Linked DNA regions of Homo sapiens: region 2 is linked to region 1. The links are chromatin loops, found by intact Hi-C in ENCODE. Cell type or tissue: CD4-positive, alpha-beta T cell. All regions are shown on one strand. Each heading gives the region's core, and the rest is flanking DNA. Links, peaks and the distances in the headings are about the cores only.

Evidence for each region. A loop is a pair of places that touch in the nucleus more often than their neighbours do. Peaks named below come from ENCODE experiments on the same cell type or tissue, not always from the same donor. Only the 100,000 strongest peaks of a DNase experiment are listed, where the experiment ranks them.
Region 2: a loop joins it to region 1, with 3 times the contacts of the local background. A loop is called at or near these places in 12 of 110 quality-filtered maps.

Annotation. Positions count from the first base shown.
Region 1 is chr7:66,651,139-66,658,042 of GRCh38, forward strand. LOC100996437 (a long non-coding RNA gene) reads left to right here and starts at 3,381. Exons shown (of 4, transcript NR_110037.1): 1 at 3,381-3,488. It also overlaps a transcript of RABGEF1 not described here. RefSeq lists enhancers at 2,662-3,267, 3,268-3,873, 3,874-4,479 and silencers at 3,410-3,479, 3,490-3,739. In CD4-positive, alpha-beta T cell, for the core only: a CTCF peak has its summit at 3,205; DNase peaks (open chromatin) are centred at 3,323 and 4,073; H3K4me3 peaks cover 2,191 bases; H3K27ac peaks cover 1,912 bases.
Region 2 is chr7:66,998,436-67,003,435 of GRCh38, forward strand. It overlaps TYW1 (tRNA-yW synthesizing protein 1 homolog), which reads left to right. Exons shown (of 16, transcript NM_018264.4): 3 at 382-519. Among named protein-coding and RNA genes, the nearest start is that of TYW1, 4.1 kb to the left of the region's middle. In CD4-positive, alpha-beta T cell, for the core only: CTCF peaks have their summits at 2,364 and 2,593; a DNase peak (open chromatin) is centred at 2,364.

The sequences.
Region 1 (6,904 bases), core at 1,053-6,052:
CTGGGGACAGAACAGGAGGATACAGGTTTATATCCCAGCAATAGGGATTCTACATTACAAGGAAAGTTTCTAACTGGGAGATATGAGATGAGCTACACAAGAAGAAGCCAAAACATTTGCACTCGTGCTGCCTTTTTATTTTTTTGAGATGGGAGTTTCACTCTTGTCACCCAGGCTGGAGTGCAATGGCGCAATCTCAGCTCACCGCAACCTCTGCCTCCCGTGTTCAAGCGATTCTCCTCTCTCAGCCTCCTGAATAGCTGGGATTACAGGTGTGCACTACCATGCCCAGCTAATTTTTGTATTTTTAGTAGAGATGGGGTTTCACCATTTGGCCAGAGCTGGTCTCGAACTCCTGACCTCAGGTGATCCATCCACCTCGGCCTCCCAAAGTGCTGGGATTACAGGCATGAGCCACCCGCCCTGGTGCTGGATTTTTGCTTAGTCCTATCATTTTCTGAGTCCCGAGAGTTTTCATATTTGGATGAGTGACCAGTCTCAAAGTCATTTAAGTCCTGCCTAACCTCCAGGACTGTCTGGCATCTTCCTTCTCTTCTTCCTTCCCAGGTGGCTTCACCCTCACAGTCCCTTATGGTGTCAACTTGGTGCCATCTTACCAGGTTCTCCCTAGGCTCCCAAACCCTCGCTCCTGCCTGCTTATTCTATATCACCATGTTATTTATTTTTTAAGTAACTATGATTATGTTATAGGCTTAATTGTGATCCCCACCAAATTTATATGTTGAAGTCCTAACTCCAATACCTCAGAATGTGACTGTATTTAGGAATAGGGTCTCTAAAGAGGTGAGTTAAGATGATGCCATTAGGGTGGGCCCTAGTCCAATTCGACTGGTGACTTTATAAAAAGAGGAAATTTGGACACACACACAGACACCAAGAATGCATGTTCACAGAGAAAAGGCCATGTGAGGACACAGTGAAAAGGTGACCATTTATAAGCCAAGGAGAGAGGCCTCAGGAGAAACCAAACCTGCCAATTCTGTGATCTGATTTTGGATTTCTTTTGGTTTTTCATGCCTGAGTTTTGTATTTTTTGTAGAGACGGGGTTTTGCCATGTTGGCCAGGCCAGTCTGGAACTCCTGACCTCAGGTGATCCATCTGCCTTGGCCTTCCAAGGTGCTGAGATTACGGGTGTGAGCCACTGCGCCCAGCCCTTAACTTGGATTTCTAGACTCCATAACCAAGAGAAATAAATTTCTGTTGTTTAAGCACCACCCCCCCACCCAAAAAAAAAGAGAAGAAGAATATAGGCCATGAGCGGTGGCATGTGCCTGCAGTCCAAGCTACTCAGGCAGTTGAGGTGGTAGGATCACCTGAGCCCAGGAGAGATTGGTAGAATGATTTAATGAAAAGGTGGATGACAGAGCCTTGGGAAATGTAAAAAAAATAAGTAAAATAAAATACAACATGATCCATCCATATACTGTCTATAAGAGACTCACTTTAGATACAAAGAAACAAAGAGATTGAAAACAAAAGAATGAAAAAATAAATTCCATGCAAAAAGTAACCAAATGAGGCTGGGCTTGGTGGCTCATGCCTGGGATGCTGAGACAGGTGGATCACCTGAGGTCAGGAGTTTGAGACCAGCCTGACAACATGGAGGAACCCCGTCTGTACTAAAAATACAAAATTGGCGGGGCGCAGTGGCTCACGCCTGTAATCCCACCACTTTGGGAGGCCGAGGCGGGCGGATCACAAGGTCAGGAGATCGAGACCATCCTGGCTAACACGGTGAAACCCCGTCTCTACTAAAAATACAAAAATTAGCCAGGCGTGGTGGCGGGCACCTGTAATCCTAACACTTTGGGACGCCAAGGGGGGCGGATCAGTTGAGGTCAGAATTCGAAACCAGCCTGGCCATCACGGTGAAACCCTGTCTCGATTAAAAATACAAGAAAATTAGCTGGGCGTGGTGGTGGGCGCCTGCAATTCCAGCTACTTGGGAGGCTGAGGTGGGAGAATCCCTTCAACCTAGGAGGCAATGATCCGAGATCGCACCACTGCACTCTAGTATGGGCCACAAAGCGAGACTCCCCCACCAAAAAAAGACAAAAATTAGGCAACCTGTCCAAAAACACAGCAGCGATAATTAGCAAAGCTGGGATTCCAACCCAGGCCTATCTCACAGCCACAGCATAGTATTTTCTTTTTTTTCTTGCTGTGACTGCACCTTACGCCATAGATGGCATCCAGGACGCAGAGCAGTCAGTATTTAGGTACTGTTTTTCACATTCCTTACATGGGAATCACGTCAACAGGATTCAATTTGTGACTCAACCATTAATACTTTGTGACACTGGCTAATTTATTGCACTTCTGGGTCTCGGTTATGCTTTTTGTGGGGGGAGGGGAGGGCAGGGTCTCGCTCTGCTCTGTCACCGGAGCTGGAGTTTAGTGGAGGGATCTCTGCAGCCTCAACTTCCTGGGCTATCAAGCGATCCTTCCACCGCAGCCTCCCCAGTAGCTGGGACCACAGGTGCGCGCCATCATGCCTGGGTGATTTGTAAAATTTGTTTGTTTATTTTAAACAGAGTCTCGCTCTGTCGCCCAGGCTGGAGTGCAGTGGTGCGATCTGGGCTCACTGCAAGCTCCGCGTCCCAGGTTCACGCCATTCTCCTGCTTCAGCCTCCCGAGTAGCTGGGACTACCGGCGCCCGCCACCACGCCCAGCTAATTTTTTGTATTTTTTAGAAAAGACGGGGTCCCTGTGTTAGCCAGGATGGTCTCGATTTCCTGACCTCGTGATCCGCCCGCCTCGGCCTTCCAGAGTGCTGAGATTACAGGCGTGAGCCACCGCGCCCAGCAAGTAAAATTTCTTTTGTAGAGACAGTGATCTTGCTTTGTGGCCCAGGCTGGTCTCGAACTCCTGGCCTCAAGGAATCCTCCTGCGTGGGTCTTCTAAAGATTCAGCTGCTTTTGGATCAACCGATCGCCTTAAGACCCTTTAACTCGAACAACTGTCACATCCTCGGATCCGCGAAGGGCTGAAACTCAAAGAGTTTTTGAAGCGTCCCTCGGCGCAGTGGCTCCGCTCCACCTCCCATTCGCGCTACCACCGCGGTCGCAGCGCCAGGATCGCCAGGGGGCCAGCGTCGCTCTCCCGCTGCTGCGCGCCGGAAGCCGGAAGCAGGGACTGAGCCACAGACTAGGAAAGGCAGGCTTCTCCGGGGCTCCCCAGTGCCCTAGCTTTAGCCTGGAGGCCGCCCTCTTCTATTTGCTCTTAGACGTCACGGGGGCACCCCAGTCCCCTCGACCCTTTGGATCCGGCTCACATTTCCTCCGGTGAAGAGCCAAAGGCCCCGGAAGTGACGTTTGCACGGCTTGCGTATCGTGCGTGCGCAGGCCGCGCCGGGGGCGGGGCTAGCAGGAGGGTGTGTGTGGGGCGGGAGCGGACAACGGAGACCAGACCTACTGCAGCCACGCGGGCGAGCGGCTGTGTGGATGTCGGCGAAGCCGCGGGCGAGGTACGGAACGGACGGACTGGTGTAAGAGCGTCGCGGCTCTCAGCTACGGGAGCGGGGCGGCCGGGCGTCTCGGGCCGTGGGCGGCGGGGCGGTCGGTCCGTGCCCTCCGCGCGGCTGGGGCAGTTGCGCGTCGGTGCCTCCCGCTGTCCTTCGTCCCACATTCCAGCCCCGTCAGCTCCGCCTTCCCAGTTCCAGGCCGCCCTCGGCTCCCTTAATCCTCACAGTGCGCGGCTTCTCCGTCTAACGTGCTCGTTGCCGGCATCTCCAGCGCCCGGACAAGCCCTTGAAGGCCTGACGCGGAGCATTTCCCGGCCGCCTCCCTCTTCGGCGGCTCCCCTCGTCCCGGCTCTCACTTCCCCGTCCAGGACGCTGGCTCCGAAGCAACATTTGTGGTCGCGCGGGGCCCCTCCCATGACCTCTCTGGAACGCGCCTAGCTGGGACGCTCGGACCCAGACCACAGCTCTTGGCCGCGACAGGGGCGCCGGGACTTGATCCCCCGTCGCCCTGGGGGGACAGAAGCGTCCCGGAGTTGGGAGGGGATTTGAAGCCTGTGGTCCTGACTTCCACCCCGTGGCTGAGGGCGAGGCTGCAGGGCTGGGGTTAGGAGCAGAAGTCCCTACTTCCGAACCGTCTGGGAGGAGAGCCGAGAGATGTCCATCACGGCAGTTTAGGGAGAGAGAGGGAGGGACTCTGCCGCTTTGGAGGCTAGGTCATAGGCAGCTGGCGGTGTCTCAGCGCGGGTGACCAGTCCTTGCGGTTGGGAAATGTGTCGTGGGCGCCCGTGGACTCGTTTTGCCTTTGAGATTAAATAGGAAATTTTCCCAGGACGAGTTTACCGGAGCACCTTGGGAGTTGGTTTTTGGCTTGGAGAGCTACTTTCCCCCCCTAAACCTAGAACTGCTTTGTTTTTCTTTATTATATTTTTTGAGATGGGATCTCACAATGTTACCCATGCAGGTGTCAAACTCCTGGCCTTAAGCGATCCTCCCGCCTCGGCCTCCCAGAGTGCTGGGATTATAGGCGTCAGCTATCGCGCAGCTTTAACTGCTGTTAAAGAGTCCGTTCCTTAAAATTGTTGTACCAAGAAACTTGCCAGAGATGCAAGAAAATGTGATTATATTGTTAATATTTAATGATAAATAACATTTTGCTTTTAAGAGTTACTGATTCATATCTGCAGGATTAAGAAATGTTCAGGATTTGAATTTTTAATGACCTTCCAAGCAGTCATGTTTCTACTCTCTAGAAGTTAGCCAGTTGAGGAGAAGGGACAGTCAAGATACTTTCAAAACAGTGTGGTAAGGAGTGTGAGCTAAGATGGAGCACCGAGGAGGGAGTCGGGCATTTAGGCCGTGCTGTCGGGCGTGGAGCCTGGAAGGGATCGGGGAATACTTTCTGCATGTGTCTTGAAGAATGAGTAACATTCAGACTAACAGGGTGGAATGAGGGGAATCAAAGGAGAGGAGGCCAGTAACTACAAGGAGGTGCTTATTTATTTATTTATTGAGAGAGAGGGTCTCACTTTGTCACCCAGGCTGGAGTACAGTGACACGATCACGAGTCACTGAAGTCTCAACTGCCTGTGCTCAAGGGATCCTCCCACCTCAGCCTCCCAAGTTGCTGAGACTGCAGATGCGTGCCACCACACCCAGCTGATTTTTAAATATTTTGTAAAGATGGAGTCTTGGTGTGTTGCCCAGGCTGGTCTCAAACTCCTGGACTCAAGCAATCCTCCCGCCTCAAGTCTCCCAATGTGCTGAAATTACAGGCATCAGCTACTGAGCCTGGAGGGTCGTTATTAAAGTGAAAAAGTGCAGGACAGAGATCTAGAAGCTTAGGCTTTAATCTGATGGTGACAGAACCAGGGAAGGGTTTTTAGCTGGGTCCCTGTGTGGTTAAAATGGGTCTCTCTGGCTGGGCGTGGTGGCTCATGCCTGTAATCCCAGCACTTTGGGAGGCCGAGGCGGTCGGATCATGTGGTCAGGAGTTTGAGACCAGCCTGAGCAACATGGTGAAACCGTGTCTCTACTAAAAACAGAAAAATTAGCCGGCTGTGATGGCACCTGCTTGTAATCCCAGTTACTCAGGAGGCTGAGGCAGGAGAATTGCTTGAACCCGAGAGACAGAGGTTGTGGGGAGTCAAGATCACGCCATTGCACTCCAGCCTGGGCAACAAGAGTGAAACTGCATCTCAAAAAAAAAAAAAAAAAAAAAGTAACCAAATGAGACCAGGAGTGGCCACATGTTAGGCACAATAGGTTTTAAGCCAAGAATGGTTATGAGAGACAAGGGAATTCTATACTGATAAAAAGTTTAATCCAACAAGAAAATATAATAATTTAAAACATATGTGCCTAACAACAGAGCATCAAAACATATGAAGTAAAAAAGGATAGAATTAAAGGGAGAAATAGAGTTTCAGGATGATCATTGGAGACCTCACTACCTCAATGTTAATAATACAGAGACCAGATCAATAGGAAAGAGAGCACTTGAACAACATGATAATCCAATTAGATCTAATGGTCATATGCAGACACCAACCCAACAACAGCAAAATACACATTCTTTTCAAGAGCGTGTGGGATATTGTCCAGAGTATACAGTGTATTAGGCTGCAAAACAAATATTAATGTTTTAAAAGTTTGAAAGTATGCAAAATACTAAGTATTTTCTAATCACGATGGAATGAAACTAGAAATCAGTAACAAGGAAAACTTGAAAACTCACAAATATATGGAAAATAAACACACTCTTGATCACTGGTTGGAGATGAAATCATACAGGAAATTAGAAAACACTTTGAGATGAATGAAAATGAAAACACAACATACCAGAACTTATGGGATGAAGTTAAAGCAGCGTTCAGAGGGAAATGTTTAGCTGTAAGCATCTACCTTTAAAAATAAGAAAGCCAGCAGTGGTGGCTCATGCCAACATCCCAGTATTTTGGGAGGCTGAAGCGGGAGGATCCCCTGAGGTCAGGAGTTCAAGACCAGTCTAACCAACATGGCAAAAGCCCATCGCTACTAAAAATACAAAAATTAGCCAGGCATGGTGATGCAGGCCTGTAATCCCAGCTACTTGGGAGGCTGGGGCAGGAGAATCGCTTGAACCTGGGAGAGGGAGGTTGCAGTGAGCCGAGATAGCACCACTGCATTCCAGCCTGGGTGACAGAGTGAGACTCTATCTCAAAAAAAATCAATAAAAATAAAAAATAAAAGTAAGAAAGATCTCAAATTAGTCACCTCACTATACCCTCTAAAGGATCTAGAAAAAGAAGAGCTAACCCCAACCTAGCAGAATACCAGAAACAAAGATTAGAGTGGAAATAAATAAAGGAAATTAAGAGAATAGATAAAATTAAAAGTTTTTTTTACAGTTCAGCAAAATTGACAAATTTTTAGCTAGATTG
Region 2 (5,000 bases), core at 1-5,000, 350 kb after region 1:
AGTGAACCTTTTATATGAAAAACAAATTTGTTTTATACCTTTAAGGGTCAGTAGTCCTCTCTTTCCATTAATTAAGGATCAGAAAATAAGTTCCTACTATTATTCTACTAAAATACCTTATAGGATAAAAGTATGTAAAGTTTTTTCTTGGAGGGAAAGGAAATCATGAGCCTTAAAAATGTGGGTCCTGCCTATTAAAGGACCTTATTATACCAAGGGGCTAATATTTGAGGAATACAACCAGAAAGATTAAGAGAAAAATACAGTGTGTCAGATTAAGAGAAAAATAAAATGTGTCAGTATCTGTGCTAATTTTCATCCCTGCTGAAGTTGGGAAACGATTTAGACTTGATGGATTTTGTGTAATTATTTGTCTTCAAGGGCAAGAACTTACAGGAAAAATCTGTTCCAAAAGCAGCTCAGGATTTGATGACAAATGGTTATGTCTCCCTTCAAGAGAAAGACATCTTTGTGTCTGGAGTGAAGATTTTTTATGGTTCTCAGACTGGAACAGCGAAGGTAAGAAATTTATATGATGCTTTTCCTTTGGTTTCCTGACATTTTAAGAAAATCCCTTTAGCAGTGAACTTTAGCAGTGAACTGTCCTTTAGCAGTGAACTGAATTGGTCATCTAACCTTCTTTATTCTTTCTCCCAGCCTTTTCCCCTCAAATATTTTTCCATTCTGTGACGGTAGGCAGGTTTCATCTCCTGTGCCCAGTTAGAGCTGATTGGTGGTGTCTGATGGTCAGTGTCTTGAGGGGGCCTTTGTTCTGAAGTTTGCTTCTGCCTCAGCAGGCTAGAGAAAGTTGTGAGTCCATTATCGATGCCCATGGGTATGGAAGTAGGGAATAGGGAAAAAAGGATGGCACTAATAGTTCCAATATGGGCCTGACTTTCACATCACACATCTATGTTTATTTTTTATTTTGTTTTTTGAGACAGAGTCTCACTCTGTCACCCAGGCTGGAGTGCAGTGGCACGATCTCGGCTCACTGCAACCTCCACCTCCACCTCAAGCGATTCTCCTGCCTCAGCCTCCCGAGTAGCTGGGATTATAGGTGCCTGCTACCATGCCTGGCTAATTTTTGTATTTTTAGTAGAGATGGGTGTTTTGCCATGTTGGCTAGGCTGCTCTCAAACTCCTGGGCTCAGGTGATCCGCTTGCCTCGGCCTCCCAAAGTGCTGGGATTACAGGCGTGAGCCACTGCACCTGGCCTCACGTCACACATCTATGTAATGAAACTTGTTTTGATTTCTAATAGTGCTAAAAGTGTTAAAGGTAGACACTAAAGTAAATACAGCTGATATCTAGTTGAAAGATGCTTCCCATTCTCTCTCTTTTTTGCGGGGGAACAGTGTCTGGCTGTAGTGCCATCTAAGCTTCAGTTGCTTATCTGTGAAATGGTAAATTGCAGATGGTAATAGTATGGTTATCTCAGGGTCACTGTGAGGATTTAGTGATATTATCTGGCATGTACTTTGATTTCTCCTTTTTGCTTTTTTTTTTCTTTTTTTAAAGACAGGGTCTCTCTCTGTTGCCCAGGCTGGAGTGCAGTTGTGCCATCTTCGCTCACTGCAACCTCTGCCTCTCGGGCTCAAGGCATCCTCCCACCTCAGCCTCCTGAGTATCTGGGACTATAGGTGCATGCCACCATACCCAGCTAATTTTTGTACTTTTTGTAGAGATGGGGTTTTGCCATGTTGCCCAGGCTGGTCTTAAACTCTTGGGCTCAAGCAATCTGCCCGCCTCGGCCTCCTAAAGTGTTGGGATTACAGTCGTGAGCCACCGTGCCCAGTCCCATTCTCTAATTATATCTAGATGCTACCTGTTTCTGTGTTACAAGGTCACAGCTATTTTAAAAAAATTTATTTTATTTTTGAGATGGTATCTCACTCTGTCCCCCAGCCTGGAGTGCAGTGGTGTGATCTCGGCTCACCACAACCTCTGCCTCCTGGGTTCGAGCAATTCTCCTGCCTCAGCCTCCCTAGTAGCTGGGATTACAGGTGCCTGCCATCACATCTAGTTAATTTTTGTATTTTTAGTAGAGACGAGGTTTCACCATATTGGTCACACTGCTCTCAAACTCCTGACCTCAGATGAGCCACCCGCCTCAGCCTCCTAAAGTGCTGGGATTACAGGCGTGAGGCACCGCTCCCAGCCAAAAAATTTATTTAATTTTTTTGTAGAGACAAGATCTTGCAATCTTGTCCAGGCTGGTCTTGAATTCCTGGCTTCAAGATATTCACCCACCTTGGCCCTCAAAGTGCTGAGATGATAGGCATGAGCCACGAGGCCTAGCCAGGTCACAGCTAGTTAGTGCTTTCTAGGAAAAGATTTTAAGGAAGGCTAGCATGAAAATAAATTAGAGGAAAAATCAAGGTCTGTTACTTTTGTGGACTACTTCAGAGGGTTCTACTGCCCTCTTGTGGAAGTTGCGCAGAATAGTACTTCTTAGGTTTTCACTACTTGAGTGCAGATACTTTGCTTCATTTTACAGTCGAAGGTCAGTTGTTAAGTTAAACCTTAAGCAGTGGAGGTGGGAAACCTGAAAAAAAGCAAAAAGGTGTCTGAGCAGCCAAAGCAAAGTCCTTTTAATGTTACTTATAAAAAACCTTTTTCAGAGCCTCTTTATGCATGTTTTTACCTTTTTAAAAAAAATGATCAAAAAGATCAAACGAATACTTGCAGATGGTAACAAATCCAGGTGTACAGAAAGTTCATAATGAAATGTACTCTCCAGAAACCTTTTAACTATTTCTATTTTTAGTTCCTCTGATGCTTATGCTGTGTTTCGAGATTTATCAACATTACACAAAAGTTATTGGCTCTTTATATTAATTAGTTTATACAAACAGCCCTCAAGTCTCAGTGGCTTAATGTTGCTGTCCATATCATAGTTGATTTTGGGGTAGATAGCCATCTTCCATCTTAAAGCTGCGCCATCTGAATTTATTTTTATTTATTTTATTTTATTTATTTATTTTTTATTTATTTATTTTTTTGAGATGGAGCCTCGCTGTGTCGCCAGGCTGGAGTGCAGTGGCGCGATCTCGGCTCACTGCAACCTCTGCTTCCCGGGTTCAAGCGATTCTTCTGCCTCAGCCTCCTGAGTAGCAGGGACTATAGGCGCCCACCACTATGCCCAGCTAGTTTTTGTATTTTTAGTAGAGATGGGGTTTCACCACGGTGGTCAGACTGTTCTCGAACTCCTGACCTCATGATCTGCCCACCTTGGCCTCCCAAAGTGTTGGGATTACAGGCGTGAGCCACCGCGCCCAGCCTTTATTTTTATTTTTTAAGAGACAAGGTCTTGGCCTGGCGTGGTGGCTCATGCCTGTAATCTCAGCACTTTGGGAGGCCGAGGTGGGCAGACCACTTGAGGCCAGGAGTTCGAGACCAGCCTCGGCAACAAAGCAAAACCCCATTTCTACTAAAAATACAAAAAATTAGCTGGGCGTGGTGGTGCACGTCTGTAATTCCAGCTACTTGGGAAGCTGAGGCAGAAGAATTGCTTGAATCTGGGAGGTGGAGGTTGCAGTGAGCCTAGATTGCACCACTGCACTCCAGCCTGGGCAGCAGAGTGAGAACCTGTCTCAAACAAAAAAAAAAAAGGAAAGAAGAAAAAAAGAGATAGGGTCTTGCTCTGTTACCCAAGCTGGAGTGCAGTGGCATGATTTTAGTTCACTGCAGCCTCGACCTCTTGGGCTCCAGCGATTCTCCTGACCCACCCTCCTGGGTAGATGGGAATATGGGCTTGTGCCACCATGCTGGGCTAATTAAAAAAATTTTTTTTGTAGAGATGGGGTCTCCTTATGTTGCCCAGGCTGGTCTTGACTCCTGGCCTCAAGAGATCCTTCTGTCTAGGATTACAGGCATGAACCACTATGCCCAGCCCATCTCAATATTGGGCTAGGATTACAGGTGTGAGCCACTGTGCCCAGCCCATCTCAATATTTCTTCATTCTGCTGTTGGATTTGATTGATTCATATTTGGTCGTGTGTAGAAGACTATTAAAAACTTTTGCCTCAGAAGGCGTAGCTTCATTGTCTTCCAGCATGTTAGTATTGCTAATGAGAAAGCGAATTTGTAGATGACTTGATTATTTTGTTTCTGGAAGATTTTCGGATCATTTCTTTGTCCTTGATTTCTGGAAATTTTATGGGAAGGTGACTATTTGGATCTTTTTCAGCTATTGTTCTGTATACTTGAATTTTTTTTGTTTTGACGATTTGTATGCATTTTGACGATTTGTGTGCATTAGTTCTGTTAATATTTCTTGGATGAATTTTTTTTTCCCCTTTTCATTTCTTTTTTTCTGGGATTCCTGTGGGATGTTCTACCTTTTGGATCGTCTTCTGTGTCTCAGATCTTTTCTCTTATATTTTTTGTAACTTTTTCTTTTTCTTTTTCTTTTTTCTTTTTTTTTTTTTTTGAGACAGGGTCTTACTCTGTCACCCAGGCTGGAGTGCAGTGGCATTGGCCTCCCAAAGTGCTGGGATTTTTGTATTTTTAGTGGAGACGGGGTTTCTGCATGTTGGCCAGGCTGGTCTCAAACTCCTAGCCTCAAGTGATTCACCCGCCTCGGCCACTGAAAGTGTTAGGATTACAGGCTTGAGCCACGCGCCTGGCCCTAAATTTCTGTTTCTAATCTTAACTGTTTCTCTCAACTCCAGACTTTCATATCGAGTTACCTATCTTAGAGCATCATATGAATGTCTAGTAAGCATCTTAACATCAGTGTGCTCAAAACTGAACTCCCAATTTTCTGCCCAAGCCTGCTCTACTTGTAATCCTTACAATTTCAGTAAATGACAACTTTATCCTTCCAATTGCTTGGTCCAAAACACCTTTTGACTTCTTTTTATACAACCCATGTCCAGTCTGTCAGCAGATTCTGTTTGTTCTACTTTAAGAATAGATTCAGTTTCCAATCACTTCTTACCACCTTCACTGCTACTCCCCTGGTCCATGCCATTGTCAACCTAAATACCATAGA